Regions from separate parts of the Homo sapiens genome. Here region 2 is linked to region 1. A link is an interaction called in ENCODE POLR2A ChIA-PET data of the cell type or tissue named here. Cell type or tissue: HepG2. All regions are shown on one strand. Each heading gives the region's core, and the rest is flanking DNA. Links, peaks and the distances in the headings are about the cores only. Region 1 overlaps EXOSC2 (exosome component 2). Region 2 overlaps FIBCD1 (fibrinogen C domain containing 1).

The links. Peaks named below come from ENCODE experiments on the same cell type or tissue, not always from the same donor. Only the 100,000 strongest peaks of a DNase experiment are listed, where the experiment ranks them.
Region 2: POLR2A ChIA-PET joins it to region 1 with 6 read pairs; 7 of 35 experiments call an interaction of 5 or more read pairs at or near these places.

What each region holds. Positions count from the first base shown.
Region 1 is chr9:130,702,707-130,707,089 of GRCh38, reverse strand. EXOSC2 (exosome component 2) reads right to left here. Exons shown (of 9, transcript NM_014285.7): 8 at 3,909-4,037; 9 at 2,198-3,396. The coding sequence ends at 3,316. Among named protein-coding and RNA genes, the nearest start is that of EXOSC2, 11 kb to the right of the region's middle. In HepG2, for the core only: no CTCF peak of the experiment used is centred there; no DNase peak of the experiment used is centred there.
Region 2 is chr9:130,926,140-130,930,522 of GRCh38, reverse strand. FIBCD1 (fibrinogen C domain containing 1) reads left to right here. Exons shown (of 7, transcript NM_032843.5): 2 at 477-956. Among named protein-coding and RNA genes, the nearest start is that of FIBCD1, 11 kb to the left of the region's middle. RefSeq lists enhancers at 247-791, 4,278-4,327. In HepG2, for the core only: no CTCF peak of the experiment used is centred there; DNase peaks (open chromatin) are centred at 1,872 and 2,392; H3K27me3 peaks cover 3,774 bases.

The DNA.
Region 1 (4,383 bases), core at 82-4,081:
CAAACTCCCCAAAACTAGTAATACAACTTGGGATAGGAAAAACAAAAAAAGAGGCCAGGAGCTGTGGCTCACACACATAATCCCAGCACTTTGGGAGGCAAAGGTGGGTGGATCGCTTGAGCCTGGGCAACAACAAAAAAATTCGTAAAAATAAAAAAAATAGGCAGCGTGTGGTGGCTCATGCCTGTAATCTCAACACTCTGGGAGGCTAAGGTGGGAAGATGGCTTGAGCAGGAGGGTTGCTTGAGGTCAGGAGTTCAAGACCAGCCTGGGCAACATAGTGAGACTTCATCTCTGCCGAAAAACAAAAAACAAAAACAATTAGCTGGATGTGGTGGCTCAGCACCTGTAGTCCCAGCTACTCAGAAGGCTGAAGTTGGAAACTGGTTGAGACCAGGAGGTTGAGACGTGATTGTGCCACTGCAGTCCAGCCTAGGTGACAGAGCAAGACCCTGTCTCAAAAAAAAAAAAAAAAAAAAAAAGCCAGGCATGGTGGTACGTCACATGCCTGTGGACCCAGCTACTCGGGAGGCTAAGATAGGTTCACTTGAGCCTGGGAGGTAGAGGCTCCAGTGATCTGTGATCCATGCCACCCCACTCCAGCCTGGGTGACAGAGTGAGACCCTGTCTCAAAAAAAGAAAGTGAGGTAAGAAGTTGTTTATTGTGTTGTTATAGAGAAGCATACCATTTAATGAAAAAGAGCCAAGTTGTATTTGAAAGTTATCAAATGCAGTGTTCAAAGTTACTACCATTGAGACTGTCCTAGGTTTACGTGGAGTAGTTAGGGCTCTGTCGGAAGGCATTTTGTCAGCCAAGCCCTTCCTCAGCTGTCCTCAGCTCCTTATTATTACCCGGAACAAAAGAACAGAAAACAATGATGTTAAGACATCTATAGCTGGGCTCAGTGGCTCACGCCTGTAATCCCAGCACTTTGGCAGGCTGAGGCGGGGGGATCACAAGGTCAGGAAATCAAAACCATCCTGGCCAACATGGTAGAATGCCACCTCTACTAAAAATACAAAAATTAGTTGGGCGTGGTGGCACGTGCCTGTAATCCCAGCTACTCGGGAGGCTTAGGCAGGAGAATCGCTTAAACCCAGGAGGCGGAGGTTGCAGTGAGCCGAGATCGCGCCACTGCACTCCAACCTGGTGACAGAGCAAGACTCCGTCTCAAAAAAACAAAAAAAAAAAAGACGTCTATAAATATCAAAAAATATGGCTGGGTGCAGTGGTTCATACCTGTAATCCAAACACTTTGGGAGGCCGAGGCGGGTGGATCACAAGGTCAAGAGATCGAGACCAGCCTGCTCAACATGGTGAAACGATCTCCACTAAAAACACAAAAATTAGCTGGGCGTGTTGGCGCATGCCTATAGTCCCAGCTACTTGGGAGGCTGAGGCAGAATTGCTTGAACCCAGGAGGTGGAGGTTGCAGTGAGCCGAGATCGAGCCACTGCACTCCAGCCTAGCGACACAGCGACACTCTGTCTCAAAAACAAACAAACAAGTTTGCCACATATGTGAAGACAGCGCTTGCATATAGTGTCCCTTTTTTTTTTTTTTTTGAGACAGTCTCACTCTGTCACCCAGGCTGGAATGCAGTGGCACGATCTCAGCTCACTGCAAGCTCCACCTCCCGGGTTCACGTCATTTTCCTGCCTCAGCCTCCCAAGTAGTAGAGCTACAGGTGCCAGCCACCATGCCAGGCTATGGTTTGTTTTTTCTGTATTTTTAGTGGAGACGGGGTTTCACCATGTTAGCCAGGATGGTCTCGATCTGACCTTGTGATCCACCCACCTCAGCCTCCCAAAGTGCTGGGATTACAGGCATGAGCCACCACGTCCGGCCGCCTTTTCTTTTCCTTTCTTTCGAGACAGTCTCACTGTGTCACCTAGGCTGAAGTGCAATGGTGCGATCTCAGCTCACTGCAACTCCGCCTCCCGAATTCAAGCGATTCTCATGCCTCAGCCTCCTGAGTAGCTGACTACATACAGGCTTGTGCCACCACACCCGGCTAATTTTTGTATTTTTGGTAAAGACGAGGTTTCACTGTATTGGCCGGGCTGGTCTTGAACTCCTGACCTCAGGTGATCTGCCCACTCAGCTTCCCAAAGTGCTGGATTACAGGCACATAGCACCCTTGTTTTTAAGAATGTTCCCCCAAACCTACATCAGGGCACCATTTTTAGATAGTCATCAGAAAAAACAATGCACAGGAATTCTCACATTCTTCAGCGAGAACTCTGGCGTCTTTTTATCTTTTAACTCTGAATCATCCACAAGTTAATGCTCCACACTACTTCAATTATAGGATGAAAACAGCTTTGCTTTCCCAGTCTCCATTTTTCTTTGCTTATTTTCTTCATGTTTATCTGAGTACATGGACCCAGAACATTCACTGTATTATCATGAATAATTCAGCATCTTACAAGTCACTCTCCAAGCAGGACAGATTAAGGCAGCCCGGTGTGGACATAATCACATCTATGGCTACAAGGAACACGCAACAGAAAATCAGATTCCAACCAAGCAAAAGGCTGCTTGTTTTTTTTTTTCTTTGAAACACAGTCTCGCTCTGTCACCCAGGCTGGAGTGTGGTACGCGATTTCAGCTCACTGCAACCTCCGCCTCCCAGGTTCAAGTGATTCTCCCACCTCAGCCTCCCAAATAGCTGGGACTACAGGTGCACACCACCACACCTGGCTAATTTTTTGTATTTTTAGTAGAGATGGGGTTTCACCTTGTTGGCCAGGCTGGTCTCGAACTATTGACCTCAGGTGATCTGCCCGCCTTGGCCTCCCTAAGTGCTGGGATTATAGGCGTGAGCCACCGTGCCTGGCCTGCTTGGTTAACTTTATTCTTCCAACTTTACCAGCTGCATTCTCAGTCATTTAAAGGATATAGGAATGGAGGCCAAAACAGACCATTTGGAGGTCAGGGATGCCATGTTTTCTATTGGGGCAATTTCATGGGGCACTGTGCCTTGTGAATGACAGTGAGTGGAAGACAAAGGATTCTCCATATTATTCCAGGATGGGAGCCCATTCGACTGTAACACTGTGCACTTTGAAAGAGCTGAAACTATTCCCTAATACCGGGACTCAGCTGGCAACCCAAGGAAGCACTGTTCATCTGCCACCCAGGCTTGGTGTTAGGACAGGAGAAAGCAGGCCTGTGGGCTGGAGGCCGTCACAGGGCCGTCAATGCAGACAAAGGGATGATCTCTCGAGTCTTTGCTGAGCCACATATGGGGACCACACATCACAGTCTTCACTCCTGCAAGGTCCACAGTCCCGTGCTTCTGGAGCACCTCCTTATCCCTCCTGTTCCAAAAGCCTCTGGCGTGTTTCCATCACAATCTCCTCCATTATTTCTGGCTTTAAGATGTCTTTGATCTGAAAAAGGGAAAAGGCATTTGTTCAGAAAAGAAACCAACCATAAACAGACCACCAAGCCAATCCAAACATAAATCAAGCCGTTAACATAAACTTTCTGTATTCCTTTCATGTCTCAGAGACTAAGCGTTACAAGATATGATCTGCTAGAAGCAGCCTAATAAATCAGCAAGATGCTCTGGGATATAGTCGACAAGAACAAAGATATTATTCTGACATTCATCCAAAAGCTGGCTGAAATTTGGGAGAGGTAAGATGTAGTCCAGAGGTTGCTCTCATAAACTAGTCCCACCTGACACCTCCTGCCCCAAAATCCTTAGACTGACACTAGGCATTGAGAATATTGCAAGTTTCTTAGGGAAAGATCTACCAGACACTCATTAAGGCTGTTTCAGGCCAGTTCATACTGACGGATGTTGGGAAAGTATTGGGGAGATGTGCATATTGTCTCTGAACAAACAACAGAGCAGCTCACAGATCAGTGAAGAAGGGAGAGGCCCTGGGGAGAGTACCTGATGTGGAAGGGATGCTTCATAGCAGTACAGGATGCTGGTATCATACAGCATCATCCTCTGAGTTACCAGCGAGATGATGCAGTTCCGAAGCCGGGATATCACCTCTCGATCAGCAAGAGAGACAGGCTATAAGGAGACACAGAGAGGGGAAGGGAAATACAAACAGGACCAAAATACGTGACCAGCCACAGAAATTCACAAATAAATCATTTATGACTCAGACAGTATCACCCTGGAACTCCAAATCAACCAAACAGCTAATTCCAAGGGAGATTAAAAGGAATGGGGCAGGGTGCAGTGTCTCATGTCTGTAATCCCAGCACTTTGGGAGGCCGAGGCGGGTGGATCACAAGGTCAGGAATTCAAGACCAGCCTGACCAACATGGTGAAACCCCATCTCTACTAAAAATAGATAAATTAGCAGAGCATGGTGGGGCACACCTGTAATCCCAGCTACTCAGGAGGCTGAGGC
Region 2 (4,383 bases), core at 229-4,228, 220 kb before region 1:
TTTCTGCCTCAGTTTCTATTTCCCATCCTGTCCGTCTCCATCTCCCTGCATCTCCCCGCGTCTCCCTGCGTCTCCCCGCATCTCCCCATGTCTCCCCGTGTCTCCCCGCGTCTCCCCGCATCTCCCCATGTCTCCCCGCATCTCCCTGCGTCTCCCTGTGTCTCCCTGCATCTCCCTGCGTCTCCCCGCGTCTCCCCGTCTCTCCCTATGTCTCCACCTCCCCTCTGGGGCTCTGTCTCTCTCCACTTTCTCCCTGAGGCGCTCACTGTGTCCCTCTCACTGCATCTGTGGCTGTCCCTGTCTCTCTGTCTCCCCTTGGACTGTCTCTCAGTGCCTGTCTCATCTCAGTCTCTGTGCCACGCCCTTGCCCAGCCCCCCAAGAAGGGGGTCCTCTGACCCCAGGTATGCCTCTAATGCTGGCCCCTTCTCTCTCCCGTCTGTCTGTCTGTGTCTGTGCGTCCCGGGCGGGCCTGCAGCGGCCGAGCTGCGGCTACGTGCTGTGCACCGTGCTGCTGGCCCTGGCTGTGCTGCTGGCTGTAGCTGTCACCGGTGCCGTGCTCTTCCTGAACCACGCCCACGCGCCGGGCACGGCGCCCCCACCTGTCGTCAGCACTGGGGCTGCCAGCGCCAACAGCGCCCTGGTCACTGTGGAAAGGGCGGACAGCTCGCACCTCAGCATCCTCATTGACCCGCGCTGCCCCGACCTCACCGACAGCTTCGCACGCCTGGAGAGCGCCCAGGCCTCGGTGCTGCAGGCGCTGACAGAGCACCAGGCCCAGCCACGGCTGGTGGGCGACCAGGAGCAGGAGCTGCTGGACACGCTGGCCGACCAGCTGCCCCGGCTGCTGGCCCGAGCCTCAGAGCTGCAGACGGAGTGCATGGGGCTGCGGAAGGGGCATGGCACGCTGGGCCAGGGCCTCAGCGCCCTGCAGAGTGAGCAGGGCCGCCTCATCCAGGTAGGGCTGGGGTCTGCATCTTGGGGTCTTGCTGGAGGCGAGGGGTTGGTGCTGCTGCTGCCATGTGCCAGGCGCCTGATGTCCATGGCCTCACTTAATCCCCAAGGCCCCAGACAAGGGGCTACTGCTGTTCCCATCTACAGACAAGCCCATGAAGCTCAGGGAGGCGCAGTCACTCATCCAGGGCCGCACAGCTACTGGGAGCCAGGATTCAAATCCTGTTTCTTTCCCGGTGACCCGGTAAACTGTACAGCACCCCACGGCACTTGGCACTCAGTAAATCCAGGGCTTGGGGCTTCCCCAGTGCTCCAGGGTACAGGTGAGGCAGGGCATTCCCCCATCAGGAGCAAATCGAGGCTCAGAGAGGGGATGCGACTTGCTGAAGGGCATGTGGCTGATCAGTGCTACCCCCTCAGAGCCGCACCCCATCTCTCCATACCCCCTCCCAGTTCACACCATGCAATACCCACAGCTTCCCAGGGACAGAGAGACCAGTCCAGGCAGCCCAGCCAGACCCCTAGCCTGTCCCAAACCACCTCCACCCTCCCCACCCCTGCCCCCAGCCAAGCCAGGCTCCAGCCAGCTCCAGGTGGGTCTGGGTGAAGGCTTTCCAGCTTCGGCTCTGAGACCATGCTGGAAGCACCACCCACAAGAAGTTCCTCCTTCATAGGATGAGGGATTTGGGATCGTCTCATCTGCCTCCACCATTTTCCAAGACAGAAAATGGTGGCCTAGAAATGGGTGGTGATTTTTCCTGGGTGCCGTGGCCAGGTCAGACCTGGAATCCAGCCCCTGCTGGAGCCCTGCCCGGCCCCTGGCCCTGTGCCACGTTCTCCCGGTGACTCAGATCCCTGGAGGCTAGGAGCCAAGCCCCTGCCCCCACGGGCGCCCAAGCCCCTTCCGCCCCACCGCCCCCAGCAGCCACTGAGAGATCCAGGCATTTGGTCACTCAGCTGCTCATGAGCAATGGGCCCTTTCCCTCCCTTTGAAGGCAGCAGCTGGAGAAATTACAGTCCTCATCACCCTGTCTGGGTGACTGATGGGAAGGTGGCTTCCCCCTCCCGGGGTAGAGGGATGTTTAGACCGCCTTCCAGCTGCCCCTCCATGTGCAACTTCCCCAGGCCTCATCAGCAGGGCTGGGGGCTGGGGGTACCTCCTGACTTTCTGGCTGACCTGGGACCCCCACCTCACTCCAAATTGCTCAGCCCCTGGTCAGCTCAGGCCCAGTTCATGAAGGCCCACCCTTAGAGCTGGGGTGGGGTATTTAGAAGGAGGGACCCCAGAGTCCTGCCCTCCCAATAGCCTGCGCAGAGGTACAGAGTATTCCCACAAGACTAACAGCCTTTCTGGGCCCAGGAGTGCCAGCTCACCTGACATATTTACTTCCCCAAAAATGTTTGATTTGACTCATTCCCCACAGACTGGATGATTCAAGAGACAGTGGGTCTTTATGTTTCATTCAGAGGCAGCGAGCCGTGCTCCTAACTCCTCCCTTCCAAGCTTCCCAGACCCTCAGCTGATCAGCACAGATGTGGGTTTCTCAAAGCTGTGCCTACAGGCAGCCTGGGTTGGAATCGCCAGAGGTGCTTGTTAAAAGGCAGCTTCCCGGCCAGGTGCAGTGGCTCATGCTGTAATCCCAGCACTTTGGGAAGCCGAGGCGGGCAGATCACTTGAGGTCAGGAGTTCAAAACCAGCCTGGCCAACATGGTGAAACCCCGTCTCGACTAAAAATACAAAAATTAGCCAGGCGGGCGCCTGTAATCCCAGCTACTCAGGAGGCTGAGGCAGGGAAATTGCTCGAACCCGGAAGGCAGAGGTTGCAGTGAGCCGAGATCACGCCACTGCACTCCAGCCTGAGCAACAGAGCGAGACTCTGTCTCAAAAAAAGGAAAAGGCAAGTTCCTGGGCCTCATCCCCAACCCCCTGCAGCCCCCCAGCCGGGGTTGATTCTCATGTGTAGTCCCTGAGGCCTGCTGGTCACGGCTGAGCTGAGCCATTCTGCCCTGAGGGTGTGAGTCCGCAGAGCTGGGATCCAGTCCAGGCCCCATCTGTGCCAGCTGTGGGATGCCGGGCAGGTTGCTTCCCCTCTCTGGGCTGGGTCTTGTCACCCGTGAGATGTGCATAACACAGTCTATGCTGAGGGGATATTGGAGCGCCTGGCTACAGGGCTTGGCTGGCTCTGTCACGTGGGGGATACTCATGGTCTGCACCATCAACGTCTCCTTATTATTATAGTAGAAATTGTTTGTGAGCTGAAATTTAAACCTATAGGGAGCCACCATGCCACTATTGAAAACTCCCTTTTCTTTTTTCTTTTTTTTTTTTCGAGACAGTCTTACTCCGTCACCCATGCTAGAGAGCAGTGGCACAATCAGGGCTTACTGCAACCTCCACCTCCTGGGCTCAGACAATCCTCCCACCTCAGCCTTCTAAGTAGCAGTCACTACAAGTGTGCACCACCATGTCTAGCTAATTTTTTTGATTAAAATTTTTTTGTAGAGAGGTCTTGCTATGGTGCTCAGGCTGGTCTCAAACTCCTGGCCTCAAGCAATCCACCCACCTCGGCCTCCCCACGTGCTAAGATTACTGTGTTGGGCCGAAAATCCCTTTTCTGGTAGGAGTGATAGGCCTATACCATGTGCTGGGCTCCGCGTTAATAGGCACTTTGCAGCCCCATAACGCCAGGAGGTTAGTACATTTGTTATCCCATTTTATTTTATTTTAATTCATTTATTTATTTTTTGAGACACGGTTGTCTCGCTCTGTCACCCAGCTGGAGTGCAGTGGTTCAATCTCGGCTCACTGCAACCTCCGCCTCCCAGGTTCAAGCGATTCTCCTGCCTCAGCCTCCTGAGTAGCTGGGACTACAGGCGCCCGCCACCACGCCCGGCTAATTTTTTTGTATTTTTAGTAGACACAGAGTTTCACCATGTTGGCCAGGCTGGTCTCAAACTCCTGACCTTAGGTGATCCACCCAACTTGGCCTCCCAAAGTGCTGGGATTACAGGCGTGAGCCACCACACCCGGCCTTGTTATCCCATTTTATGGAGAGGCAGACTGAGGCTCTGAGTGACAGGTGCGTGTGCAAGCTCACTCACACAGCTAAGCAGTGCCGGGGACAGCAGCTCTGACACCACTACCGCTAAGCGCTGTCCAGCCCTCCCCTGATGCGCCTCTGCAGCTCGGCAAGCAGGGACTCACTTCCCCATTAATTCGGGGCATGTTTATATGTACATTTTCAACTTTAATCATCTGCTGGTTTAAACAGAGGTCTTCCCTGCCCGTTAGCAAGAGGGAGGAGGCCGTGCCTGAGTTTTTTTTAGTGCGTTGTGGCCGTGTTGACTCAGATAAATGGGCAGTACCAGTGTGACTTAACCAAGTGATGTTTGCCGCACACACATCGCACGGCGGCCCCCACCTACCGTCT